Regions from separate parts of the Homo sapiens genome. Here region 1 is linked to region 2. Evidence: read pairs that join two places in POLR2A ChIA-PET (ENCODE). Cell type or tissue: endothelial cell of umbilical vein. All regions are shown on one strand. Each heading gives the region's core, and the rest is flanking DNA. Links, peaks and the distances in the headings are about the cores only. Region 1 overlaps DMD (dystrophin). Region 2 overlaps DMD (dystrophin).

The links. Peaks named below come from ENCODE experiments on the same cell type or tissue, not always from the same donor. Only the 100,000 strongest peaks of a DNase experiment are listed, where the experiment ranks them.
Region 1: POLR2A ChIA-PET joins it to region 2 with 6 read pairs; 2 of 35 experiments call an interaction of 5 or more read pairs at or near these places.

Annotation. Positions count from the first base shown.
Region 1 is chrX:31,331,208-31,335,611 of GRCh38, reverse strand. All of the region lies in intron 61 of DMD (dystrophin), which reads left to right. Among named protein-coding and RNA genes, the nearest start is that of FTHL17, 260 kb to the right of the region's middle. In endothelial cell of umbilical vein, for the core only: no CTCF peak of the experiment used is centred there; a DNase peak (open chromatin) is centred at 2,051; H3K27ac peaks cover 944 bases.
Region 2 is chrX:31,572,698-31,577,101 of GRCh38, reverse strand. The region is part of intron 55 of DMD (dystrophin); the gene reads left to right. Among named protein-coding and RNA genes, the nearest start is that of FTHL17, 500 kb to the right of the region's middle. In endothelial cell of umbilical vein, for the core only: no CTCF peak of the experiment used is centred there; no DNase peak of the experiment used is centred there.

The DNA.
Region 1 (4,404 bases), core at 129-4,128, 240 kb after region 2:
AGGTAAGGACTTTGGGGACAGCATAAAATTACATGAATCTCTTACCTTAAACCTTAAGCTCAGCAGCATACATGCCCATGACAGGCAAGAGTTAGAACGTAAGATGGTCAGTAACATAGATCTTGAAAGGAAATATGTTGGAGTGTGAGCACTTTAAGGGCATAGGGCCTGCATTACTTTTTTATTAAAAATAATTTTGCATCTAACACAACATCTTGCATATTAGATGCAGGATATGCCTTGATTGAATGAATAACTGGGCACTTAAAAGATTGTTCCCAGTCTAATAAAATGAAAGAACTTAGCCTGGTGCTTAGTCTAATGTCCAGAAAGAGTTAATGAACTTCACTTTATCTTCAGTCAGTTAAGAATTGATTCACTTTGTTACTCAACAAATGTCTGTTGAATGACCAATGTAAATCAAACTCTGATCTAGGAACTGGGGAAACGGCAGTAAATAAAACAAAGTTTATTTATTGTGGAGCTTACATTTTAACAAGAGAAGATGGACAATCAGGTCATGATAAGTTTGATTTAAAAACAAAGAATAAAGCAGGCTAAAGGGGCTAGAGGATGGGAGAAGGGGACCCTTTTAGTGGAGTGGTCAGGAATGGTGACATTTCAGTAGAGATGTGAGGAAGTACACCAGTCAGATATTGGGGGACAAAGTGTTCCAGGTGGAGGAAACAGTAAAAGTAAAGGATCCAAGATGGAGCATGCTTAGAGGGTTTGAGAAATATTAATAGCAAGGAAGCCAGTATGACTGAAGCCAAGGAAGAAAGATGGTGAATGATAGGAGGTCAGTGAGTGACCAAGGGCCAGACGAGGAAGGGTCTTATCAACTATGGTTGGCTATCGTTAAAAGCCTTTGGCATATATGCTTTGTGAGAAGGGAAGTCATAGAATTCTGAGCTAAGAAGTGACATGGTGCCTGTAGCATTGTTACTTACTGTGCCTGTAGTATTCATTCATTCATTCCTATATTTATTAACAAAAACGAGTCACCTGAAATATGAAGATAAAAAGAGAATTATTGCCTTGGGACATTTAAATACCAATCACAAAAGACAGACCTATAAAAAATGACCTCCTACAGTGGTAGTAAATAGTGGGTGCAATGGGAGTAGAATGGAAGGGAGGAATCCATTCCACAGTGAGAGAAAGGAGATGTTCTATCTAGTTGAGTATTAACGCATATTGTCCCTGAGGCTACATGCAAATCCAAAGTAGAGGGTATTCCTTTTGATAGGAACTTAGCAAAGAATGTTTATAATTGCTTGGTCCCTGATCTCACCTAGCAAGAGTCACAAGATGCATTCAGTGATGAAAAATCAGTTTCTCCCTTCTACTTAGCCATTCTGATAAGATGAATATCTCGGGCCGGGCGCGGTGGCTCACGCCTGTGATCCCAGCACTTTGGGAGGCCAAGGTGGGTGGATCACCTGAGGTCAGGAGTTCAAGACCAGCCTGACCAACATGGTGAAACCCCGTCTCTACTGAAAAATACAAAAGTTAGCTGGGCATGGTGACAGGCACCTGTAATCCCAGCTACTTGGGAGGCTGAGGCAGGAGAATTGCTTGAACCCAGGAGGCGGAGGTTGCAGTGAGCCGAGATCGCGCCATTGCGCTCCAGCCTGGGTGACGGAGCAAGACTCTGTATCCAAAAAAAAAAAAAAAGATGAATATCTCCCTTTCCAGTTTCGTGTGTAGTCTCCTTACCGCCCTTCTGTTCAGAAAAGGGATTTCTTACGTATGTATAATGAATATAAATATAGGTTTTAGAGAGCACTAATGTTTTAATGAGATAGAAATAGGCAGACGAGAGAGAATAATTGAAGGATTAGTCAACATGAGGGCAATTTGATAGGGAAAGAAAAAGTCTGAGCAGGAAATGTCTGTGGAAAAAAAAAATCGAAGAGGAATGGAATGAAATGAGCTCATTTATGGTGTGAGTTAGGGACAGAAGGGATTTATTCTCAGGAGGTGAAAAGTGAAGGAGTTCATGTTATAGAATTCGACCTAGACCAGCTATCAAGGGAAAGAAAGTAATTCAAAAGACTTGGTCCAGGAGATCTGGAGCAGATACATCTATTAGAGGAAGATTCAGTTTTGAACTGCATCTTCAGTTATTCCTGGAACCCAACACAAAAGCTCATGACAACCTTGTTATCTTCAGGCAAAAAAAAAAAAAAAAAAAAAAAAAAGGCGGGGGCAGCAAGGCTTATGTCTTAAACAAGACAGCACATAACTTCAGGTCAGAGAATTCCATTAACATGAATCACCCACACCAATTTAAATAGGAAAAAAAATAGTAAGCTTGGTTATGTAAAAATTTAGTTTAAAAATCAGAACCAACAATTGAAATTAAACAAGAATGTTTTATTTATTTCTAAAAATATTTAGCTATTTATTTTGAATTCTGAAGCAATACTAATATAGTATATAATGATAAAACACAGTTGATTTTCATAGTAAACATCAGCATCAGAATGCCAAGAGGAAGATTTGTCTCCGTTCATGTTTTATTACTCTGAGAACCGCGTAACATTTTTTAAAGAGTCAGAAAATGGCTAGAAAAAGAGGAAGAAAGATTATTTCCTTAACTAGTTCCCTGGTCCCATGCTTTGGTGGTTAACAGTCAGTTTAACTCTAGAACCATGGAAAGTCTCTGTCACTTTCCTGGTTACCCTGGGATTCCTCACATTGGCAGTAAGTTCGTGAATGAGATAAATATCCTGATAACTAGCTACATTAATGATGAAAATAATTATAAACGTAGGAGTTGGAATTTTTAAAAAGTATCGAGCGCTCTGTGCTCTTAACACAGAGGAAGCATTTTGCATAGATTAACCCGTTTAATCCTCACACCAACCTTTAAAATAAGGACTGTTATTGTCTCCATTTCACAGAAGAGAAAACTGAGACTAGAACAATTTACTAACATATTCAAGTTCATACTTGTAACTATTATGGATTATCAGCCTTAGAAAAGGGGTTCCAGACACCAGTGAATAGCAACCCACACGTCTCAACTGCACAGACCAAAGAGGATGATAATCCCCATTAATCTTTGCATGTTAGTAGAGGCAGTGGCTAGTAACAAATGGGAGAGACTTTGGCTGGAGGATATTTTTTATTCTTTAATCTTTATGATACTGTTTCCCCTCTCCCCTTCTCTCTCTACTCCTCTCTCTGTCAGCTGTATCCACAATAATGCCACAATATAACTACTATACAAGAATATAAAGCTTCTGTTCTCATGCTTATGGGTCTACAGGTCAACTGTAATTCGGGTGATCTGGATAAAACTTGACTGGAAAGCTCTACTTCATACTGAAGCATGCCTGGGTTCGCCTCTAGGCTGTGAGTTCAGTTTAGATGGTTTCTAAATGTGTTGGGTTGTGAGCCCCAGACTAAAGGATCAGAAGCAACCTGGGGCATGTTCTCATGGCAGATTGCCAGTGTGACAAGCCTCTGTTCACATCATATCTGCTAAAGCAAGTCACATGGTCAAGCAAGCCAAGGTCAAGGAGCTAGGAAGCACACTGCGCTCACCATGAGGCCATGGCTAAGGTATACATGTTTAGTTCTTTCACAACTGAGTGAAAAATGGGCCCCAAATTCAATCTCTCCTATACTCTTTTTGCGTTAATTGCTAGTTCTTTCTCACTCTTCTCGCTTTCTAATGGATGTACATCCCATCTATGATCATTTGGTTTTTAATATCTGAGTTGCTCCCTACTGTCTCAGGTTTCAAATTTTACTTTCCTTGAAATTTCCCTGGTGCCTAATACAATACCTTTCACACAGAGAGCGTTCAGCAAATGGTGTGGACTGCCTGTCGTCTTTTAAAAGTACATCTGCAGAGACAGTAAAGGCACCTGGCGATATTGCATTGACTTGTTAGTAACCTGACTTAACCCAGATGGCCCAAAGACTGTAACCACCATTACCTGGAGGAAAGTTCCCTGGTAATGCAGTCAGCCAATTATGTTCGAATTTACTCGAAAATTCCTTGAGCATAAATTATTCATGGCTCTATTTATGTAGGTATCTATCTTCCTATATCTGACCTTAGGAAGCTTGATTGCTTTCTTACTCTTCTAATAATCACCGTGATGTTTTTGAAGTTTTCTATAAGTCGGTTAGAAGCAGCTTTTTTTTCTTTTTTTTTTTCATGAGTAATGCCGCCCAACTTTGGCTATTAGACTTTGTGTGACTGTGCAGCCATCAGCACTGGATATTAGATATAGTTTTATCTCTGCAACTCAGTCACCTTGCCAAGAATTTTAGTATGAACTCTTGACTTCCCAGATCAAATGTGAGCCTGATACTCTAAATGACTTGGCAATCTACTGACAAATCCCATGGTGTGGTATTCTGTTCACCATGTGCAATGGTCTC
Region 2 (4,404 bases), core at 78-4,077:
GCTATGCCAACTCTTTAGCTTTTGTGAGTGACTTCTAGCATAGGAACAGTGATGGATAATATGAAGCACTATATATAATAACTCATCGGCCGGGCGCGGTGGCTCACGCCTGTAATCCCAGCACTTTGGGAGGCCGAGGCGGGCGGATCACGAGGTCAGGAGATCGACACCATCCTGGCTAACACGGTGAAACCCTGTCTCTACTAAAAACACAAAAAATTAGCCGGGCGTGGTGGTGGGCGCCTGTAGTCCCACTACTCAGGAGGCAGAGCTTGCAGTGAGCCAAGATTGCACCACTGCACTCCAGCCTGGGTGACAGAGTGAGACTCTGTCAAAAAAAAACAACCTCATATATTTTTACTTGAAAACATACATTTTGCCTTTAGGATTTTTACTTGTTAGAATATCCTAAAGGACCTATAATTGTAAATGTAAAATTGACTAATTTCTGGGTTTTAAAAAAAAGTATTTGAAAGCTGATCTGCTGTGAACATTGAACCAGATGTTAAGAAAAATGCTAGTAAGAAATGAGACTTGGGAGCAAAGAAGCAGAACTAAACTTTTCATATATGGTTTCTATGGAGTAATTGAGAACGTACATATTAACAGGGATACAAAGTCAGGCCCTCTCATTCAAGATGCTTTCTGTCTTTAAAAAAAAAAAAAAGTAATTTTTGAAATTTTCTGTGGCAACAGTCCCATAGCAGAAAGCAAAGAGTTTTGAATTAAGTGATCAGAATATCATTCTTATAATTTTACTACACTGAACATTATTTAGAAAATTTTGAATGATATTAAAACCGCTATAAAACATACTTGCCTACCATAAGACTTAGGATTTAAGCCAGATTAAAATAAATATTTATTTAGAAGGATGTATGTAAGAACTGGTGAAATATAAATGAGGTCTGTATTTGAGTTAATAGTATTGTGCCAATGTCAGTTTCCTAGCTTTGATGATAATGTACTATGGGTATTTAAAATGCTATCATTGGGAGAAGCTGGGTAAAAGGTGCGTGAGAAGTCTCTGTACTATATTTGCAAGTTTTGTGGTCTTAAACCATTTCAAAGTAAAGTTATTTTAGAAAATATCTAAATATATATTTTAGAAAGTATTATCTTTTTCTCTGTAACTAGTGGCTAATTAGCTCAGTCTGAAAGAGTATGTAGAGGTGGAACTGCTAAATATATTTCTGATCTAGACTTACTTGATGATGCTTGAATTAGTAAGTGAATGTTATGTGCCAACATATGCTATGATACATATAAATATATAAGATTAAATGATAGGAGCTAATTATTTCTTGGCATGTTGCAGTGGGTCCATTTAAAACTGTTTATGTAGGAAACTACTGTAATTATAAAAATGAGCACAGCCCAACAGCCCAGTATATTAGTTGAAATATAAAAGGCGTTGTGTCCAAGATTTGAAATGCCTTACAATAAGCTTGGCACTTACTTACCTTCACACAAAGCAGACACATTTTATTGTGATTTTAGTGTTCCATATTATATGGTACAGTACCAAAGGAAAACTCTAAAATATGTACTCAAAATCCTGATGTGCCCTTCTTTCCAAACAGGTGGCACCACAATGAATATAACCTTTAGAGTTAATATCTGAGGACAAACCCAGCAGTTACACCAGCATGATTTAGGTCCTGCTGTTACAATTATTATTATTGTATTTATTTCACAATTAAGTTGCAGAGTTGAGCTCGATATAGTTCCAGCTGTGGCTTTTTTTTCAACTGTCTCAATAGTTCATAGATATGGCCAAATGTTCAATAATAGTGAAAGCTTATAGTCCACATATTATTTCTGTAGCACCAATTTTATGTGAAAAAATGATTTATCTAAATCTCAGAGAATTTCCATAACTAGTTTTGTTATACATCTACAAAACTAAGTTAAAAGAACAGAGCAGACTTTTTAAATAGCTAGATTGGCCAAATCCACCTCATTATCATCAAGAAGATACTGAAACACCGTGTTTATACAACAAGACCAGGCATTGTAAAAGAGGAGGAAAGGTAGAGACAAAATTTATTTAGCCCTCAGGAATCTTTCATTCTGATAGTGTAAATTTGACAACTTTAGAGGGACTTATTAACATGTATCTTATATATCTTGATACCGAATATATATTTTGTGATTGCATTAGAGCCATGAAATATTACACAGGTCATTTGAACATAGCATTTTCATAGAGAAGGTGACATTTGCAAAAGATTAGGAGAAAAGTAACTACGATTAGAAAATCGTAGTTTTATTTTGTCTCTTGAGAATGAATTGATGTTAATTTTATGTCTGATTTGGCCAAATACGATGTGGAATTTGCTAAAGACTGAAAAAAGAAGAGACATCAAATAGAGGGTTGCAAGTTAACAGACCATGTTATAATTAAATGAGGGAAAAAAAAGTAGAGTTGTTAAACTCCCAGAGAAGTCATTTCCCCTTGGTTTGGTGCATTTCACTTTGGTGGTGAAGTAAATGACCATATGGGCACTTTTCTAGCTCTGTCCGCAGGTAGCACTGGGTATTTGTGGACAAATTACCTAGCTTTTCATAGCACTAGTTTCCTTGTTGATAGACTTCAGAATTCTAAATTCCATTTTACATCCTTATTTCTATGTTTAACTTAAAGATAATCCTTTGCAGCCGGGCACAGTGGCTCACACCTGTAATCCCAGCACTTTGGGAGGCCGAGGCAGGCGGATCACGAGGTCAGGAGATCGAGACCATCCTGGCTAACATGGTGAAACCCCATCTCTACTGAAAATACAAAAAATCAGCCGGGTGTTGTGGTGGGCGCCTGTGGTCCCAGCTACTCAGGAGGCTGAGGCAGGAGGATGGCATGAATCCGGGAGGTGGAGCTTGCGGTGAGCCGAGATCGAGTCACTGCACTCCAGCCCGGGCAACAGAGCCAGACTCTGCCTCAAAAAAAAAAAAAAACAAAAAAAAAAACAAACAGATCATCCTTTGCACTGGAATTATCCTGCAGTGGAGGATAGTAATGAAAGTGTAGACTCTGTTTCTGAACACTAGCTATGTCACTTTCAAACTGTGTGATTTTCCTTCAAGTTTCTCAATCACTCCAGGTCTGGTTTCTAAATAGAGGAATAGGAGTAGAGATTAATATTGTGAAGATTAAATGAGAAAACTTATATAAAGCACTTAGTACGGTGCCCTGCATATTGTGAAGGCTTGGTATGTTGTTAGTAGATTCATTTTATTATCATTATTAATAATACTGAACCCTGGCTGTTGGGGGAATTGGTTCTATCCTCCTGTCTCATAGTCAAAATAGGTTAAAGGGCCTTCTATCTCTTATTTCTGGTGGTGCATTATAATTACTAATAGTAATGTGCTTCATTTGTATATGATCCTTTATAGTTTACATGGCGCTGTTTTATGTAATCTTACTAAAATTTCAAAAATAATTTTAAAAAGCCAGAATTCACAAGAATGTGACTCGGAGAAGAAGTAGATGTTTTTCTAAGTAGATCTTTCAGTTTAACTGATTCAAATTTTCTCATGTTTCATATACATGATTATCATGTCTTTTGATAAACAGAATGTTAACCAGAGTACAACCTTGTATGAACATATTTATTCAGCTTAGAAAAGATCCAGAGGTACAAAATCTAGATCCCAGTGTAGAAGTTAGCATACACAGTACAATTTCTAGTATGTCCATAAACAATATGTTAAAGTATTAGTTTGAGCCATATAGGATTGCCAATATCTGAGTGTTATAGAGCTACAAAATTAGTAGGAAATTTTGTTGCTTTAACCTAATCATTAAATTAGAATTGTGTGACTTAAAGTTACAAATGGTTTCCGAATATTTTGCAGTAAAAAAGTAGTGAGGAAAATAAATATAAATACTAAACTAGACCTGGGAAATTTAAGGCTATAAAGAATTCTAGCTTACAGAGAGAGGAGTCTTTGTTTGCAACCTCCCACTAGCTAAATTTAAATTATCACAAATTTCATCCTCTCCTTTACTTAACCCTTGACTCATGCAACTAGTCAAATGTCTTTTTCTTGCTAATTTTTTCTTTCCATAGATCACTTATAGGGAGTTCTGGTTAAAAATGATGTCTCTTTAACCTTCACTAAAATGAGAATAGGGGAATTAAAATGATATTTACCACAAAGAGAAAAAAATCTGGGAGGAAAAACAATAAAATAAAAAAGATAAAAAATTTAGGAATATGCAGAGAATGGAGGAGTTAGCATATCTTGGAAACCTGAATTCCAAGTACTTAGAACTTGGGAAGTCCTAGAAATGTGAAGCACCAGCTACTGCAGAAGGCAGAGATGAATGTGAGGTAAGATAGTGAGACTGTGAAGAGAAATCATTCAGTAAAAAATGCATTATCAAGCCAACTGCCACTG